Regions from separate parts of the Homo sapiens genome. Here region 1 is linked to region 2. A link is an interaction called in ENCODE POLR2A ChIA-PET data of the cell type or tissue named here. Cell type or tissue: OCI-LY7. All regions are shown on one strand.

What was found. Peaks named below come from ENCODE experiments on the same cell type or tissue, not always from the same donor. Only the 100,000 strongest peaks of a DNase experiment are listed, where the experiment ranks them.
Region 1: POLR2A ChIA-PET joins it to region 2 with 5 read pairs; 4 of 35 experiments call an interaction of 5 or more read pairs at or near these places.

What each region holds. Positions count from the first base shown.
Region 1 is chr6:166,403,615-166,406,114 of GRCh38, reverse strand. No RefSeq gene overlaps it. Among named protein-coding and RNA genes, the nearest start is that of MPC1-DT, 22 kb to the right of the region's middle. In OCI-LY7, no CTCF peak of the experiment used is centred here; no DNase peak of the experiment used is centred here.
Region 2 is chr6:166,249,916-166,252,415 of GRCh38, reverse strand. All of the region lies in intron 2 of LOC101929297 (a long non-coding RNA gene), which reads right to left. Among named protein-coding and RNA genes, the nearest start is that of PRR18, 57 kb to the left of the region's middle. In OCI-LY7, no CTCF peak of the experiment used is centred here; a DNase peak (open chromatin) is centred at 1,045; H3K4me3 peaks cover 526 bases; H3K27ac peaks cover 526 bases.

The DNA.
Region 1 (2,500 bases), 150 kb before region 2:
ACTCTTCAAGGATGGTCAAGCAGCCCTAGAGATGGACAGTGGGACGCCAAGGGCCTCCTGGGGGGCAATCATGTGTCCCTTTGATCAGACCTGCCCAAGGCCCTTAAATCCCCTCTTCCTCCGGGCCCCTTTCTGTCTTCCAGATCACGTGCCAACATCCTCCCCGGTGCAGGAATAGTCAGAGAAGAGAGCCTCGAAAACCCCTGCCTCTCTCCCCATCACCACCTCAGCTTGACCTTCCTGCGGTGTCCAGCGATCTCCTCTTCAATCAGCCCCGTGCTTTCTACCTCATTACTTTTCGACCTTATTACCTTTCTACCTCATTACCTACAAGTGTGATGAGAAAAGTCCAACCTTGAAAACAGCGGGCTCTGAGAGTGCCAAGCTGGAACACCACACACTCTGCCTCCACCCTGTCACTCACCACCACCAGCCCCAGGTCTCACCCGTGTCAGTCCACTAAGCCCCTCCCCTTCACCACTCTGCAGGGAGGGCCAGGCACACTGAGCACTCCCGGACCAGGCCCAGGGGCCCTCCTGAGCCTGACAACCTCCTTGTGTCAATTGTAGGAGGTTTATGGAGCCCACACTTGCCACTGTCATTACCAGTTTGTCACCAGCAAGGACCATCGGGGGAGTAGCTGGCTCAGGCCACATCAGCTCGGCGTGATCTGCTGCTCAGATCTCTAGGGAAGCCAGCTCAGGGGGTGAGGGTGGGAGGGCGGAAGGCTGGATCTTCACAATAAGGGGCCAGGGCAGGGCCAAGCACCATTTATGGGCACTGCCACTGCCAAGATGCTGGGGTTGCGGATTTCAGGTTTCAGCTGTGGCACAAATGGACAGTGTGTGAGCCTTGTTCACTGACCCTGCTGCCTTTACCTCTGCTACTCCCAGGGCCCAAAAGCACCGGTGTCAAAGACAAGCCAGGGGTCCCTGGTGACCCTTGTGGGGCCTTTAAGGTGAGGAGCTGGAGGTGCAGAGGAGAGTGTAAAAGACTAAAAGGGTGGAGCGTGTACCCCCAGCACGTGTCCGTACAACAGACTGATTGTGCAGATCTCTGCTTCTGAGTTTAGCCTTAGAATGATCTGGTGTTAATTCTCACCGCAACCTCCACCTCTCGGGTTCAAGTGATTCTCCTGCCTCAGTCTCCCAAGTAGCTGGGATTATAGGTGCCTGCCACCATGTCTGGCTGATTTTTGTGTTTTAGTAGAGATGGGGTTTCACCATGTTGTCCAGGCTGGTCTCGAACTCCTGACCTCAGGTGATCCACCCGCCTCGGCCTCCCAAAGTGCTGGGATTACAGGCATGAGCCACTGTGCCCGGCCTAATTCTAGATTTATCTGGACTCTTAAGTCATGTTTCATTTATACTTTTTCCACTTAATTTTATGAATATGAAGCTTCATAAAATAATGCAAAAATTAATGCAAGCCAGACATTAATTTATACAATATCACCACGAGCCCAACAGTCTCACACATTCTACTGCATTTGGCACCCATCTGACATTGAGTTTTCTTCAGCTTCCTCTTTCAGCATGACAGTAATTAAATTATCTATTTTGTACCAAGTATTTATAAAGCTGGAAACTAGATATGCACCTGAAACTATAATTCATTTTGTAAGTATTGGAATTAACTCCAGTTCTGCACCTGAAACTATAATTCATTTTGTAGTATTGGAATTAACTCCAGATCTGCACTTGACTTCAGCACTGACTCAGTTTCTTTGTCCAGTCTCTCCTAAGAACAGAATGCCCCTCAGTATCCGCTGTAAGAAGCACAGTGACTGAGTTAACTACTCGTGCCCTTGTGGGCCATCTACTGATTCATGGTAGGTGCGGCCCTAGTCACAGAAAGGAGCGTTTTAGCAAGGCTCCTGCGTGATTCTGATAGGATTGCCCAAACACAGCACCTGCCCAGTGAAACGCCATCTGCTACGGACTGAATGTTTGTGCCCACCACCAAGTTTGTACGTTGAAATCCTCACCCCCAAAGGAATGGTATTAAGGGGTGGGGCCTTCGAGGAGTGATTAGATCATGAGGATGGCATCTTCATGAATGGGATTAGTGACCCGATAGGAGAGAAAGAGACTGAAGCTCATTCTACTCTCTACCATGTGAAGATACTGCTAGCAGTCAGCAGTGTGAAACCAGGAAGAGGGCCATCACCAAGACCCAAACATGAGGGTGTCTTGATCTCGGACTTCCAGTCTCCAGAACTGTGAGAAATCAGTGTTCTCCTAGATGCCTCCAGGGAACATGGGCAAGAGTCTGACCCACTGGCCGGGTGCCCCATCGCCTGCCAGCCCCCTTCCCATCATATCAACGGGTGTGTCACTGCTTTTCAATCCAGCTCCACACCCAGTAATCTGTCCTCAATTCTCCACATTTCCCTGAAGATGTGTTGCTTTCTCATATCAATTTCTATATTAGTTACGGTTCCTTGGTTACAAGCAATAGAAAGTAACTATCCTAATCAAACAAACGAAATGTATTACAA
Region 2 (2,500 bases):
CGGGCGCGGTGGCTCCAGCCTGTAATCTCAGCACTTTGGGAGGCCGAGGAGGGCGGAACACGAGATCAGGAGATCGAGACCATCCTGGCTAACACGGTGAAACCACGTCTCTACTAAAAAAAAATACAAAACATTAGCCTGGCGTGGTGGCGGGCGCCTGTAGTCCCAGCTACTCGGGAGGCTGAGGCAGGAGAATAGCGTGAACCCGGGAGGCGGAGCTTGCAGTGAGCCGAGATCGCACCACTGCACTCCAGCCTGGGCCACAGAGCGAGACTCCGTCTCAAAAAAAAAAAAAAAAAAAAAAGAAAGAAAGAAAAGAAATTAGACTGAAAAAAAGTCTGATTTCTGCTGATGACGCTACATTTTCATCATCTAAAAAATGTCCCTCTATCTTTATAGAATCCTGTGCATCCCTGATTCTATTCTTCCCCAAAGGAAAATGGCCAGCGTGACCCTCACCTTATAAACCCTCGGGTAAATTAGAGGGCGCCTCTAGGCTCACTGTTCTGAGAAAGCTCTCCAGCTATCAGGCAGCCTTGTCAGTCACGTGCGCTCCATTGCCTAGGAGATGAAATTATATTGAAAAGCATTCATGTCTGTTTTCCACGAAACTGGCAAATACATGGTTTATTATCATAAGCAGCATATTCCCATATGACAATTGGTGTGTATAGTGTAAGAATGTTCTAGAGTCTCCATGCCAAAGGAAGGTAAAATTAGAAATTGAATTTTAAGGGAAAGGTATGTTTGTCTACTTCCTCTCAATGTCCTCAAACCTTTTCTTCCCCCTCTATAAAGCCCCCATTCTCTCTTCTATCATCCTCCCTCCCACCAAGAATTCCCCTTATATTAACTCCCAGGTATGACTACTTAGCTTAAAAAGAAGAAGAAAAACGGTCTGTCTGACTTAATTGTTCCCTTTAATTTTTAAAATATATATGAACCCTTAGAAACTTTCAAAGTTGTGGTTTACTTTTTTGGTGTCAATTACTGTTGAAAATAACTGTTTCCTGACTAGCTAGCTGCAAGTTACCCAGCTGTTACACTCCGCTGGTTTGAAAGATTTTAAATTTTAAATCACACACACACACACACACACACACACACCCATTCTCTTTGAAAATAAGAGTATAGGGTTGCAAAATGAATTGACCAAATGTGCAATCTCGAAAAATATGATTGACTATGAAGATTTATGGAAGCTGATTCAAAAGGAAGCTTGTGGAACAGAAATCAGAGAAAAGCTCCAGAATACAAAATTTAGAAGTCTGTATATTTCCCATTTTTTTATTGTGGGTTTTTATAAATGTTTTAACTTTTTAGCAATTAGTTCTGGGAAGTGATATCATCTGTCTTACATTTGGGTTAAGATTATAGAACAGCTCTTTTATAAAGACTGTAAAACTGGGTTGATTTTTAATATTTTGGTTTTTAATAAAATAAGCACTGAAAAATAGTGCTTATATGTTAGATATTTTCCTTTAGTGTCCCCAAATCAATGATAACTATAATCACTAAGAATTACAGTTCAGAGTGAGAAAAAACTACACATTTTTTTTCCTCAGGGAGTTACGAGCTCGGGCTGTCTTTCTCACCAAAGTGAATAAATTCATTTCAATAAATGTTGAATATTTACCTTTTGCTAAGAACTGTGCACAAATATATATGCTATATGGCCAAAAGAAAAAAAAAAAACCCCAGCATTCTCCAAAAGTCTTCTAGTATTTGAGAACATGAGATTTTAAAGTAAGGCTGCAAGGAATTTTGGAACTTAAACTCACTCTATCAAGTCACATAACAACTGACAAAGTCACACAGTGGTTTTGTCTCAACAGAATCATTTACTTTTACGGTAGCATAGTTTTAAAATTATTAGTAAATTATTAAATTATTTTTTAAGTGTGAGATACCTATAGTTTGACAGTCAATGAAACTCAGACCAACTCCATTTAATAGAATGAATGAATCGTTCTCTCATTGAGTGGCTTGTGGAGTTTTGGATAAATTGATATTTCAGGTGACTCACATAGGAATTCTGTGGAGTTTGATAAATACACGCTCCCTTCTCTGAGGTTTGTAGTATTCTATGATAAAATCGTCTTAGATTCTTGTATAAATGTTTATTAAATGTTGACTCTGGCCAGGCACAAAGCTAAGCCATGTCGGTGCAGAGGTGAACACAGTAAGCTGATTTCACACCTTTTTCTCTTTGCAAAATGCTGGGGCAGAGTACTTGTAGGTAGCACAATCTTCACTCCTTATGCATTCATGTTAATTTCCTGAACAAATATTCTGGGCTCACTTCTTGAAGATTCACTGCTCTTAAGTTCTGGCCTTTCCAGGCCATATTATCTTTCATGCTACTCCACATATTGGTAAAGTGCTGCTGTCATAAAATTCCTAAAGAGGCTGGGCGTGGTGGCTCACGCCTGTAATCCCAGCACTTTGGGAGGCCAAGGCGGGTGGATCACGAGGTCAGGAGTTCAAGACCAGCCTGGCC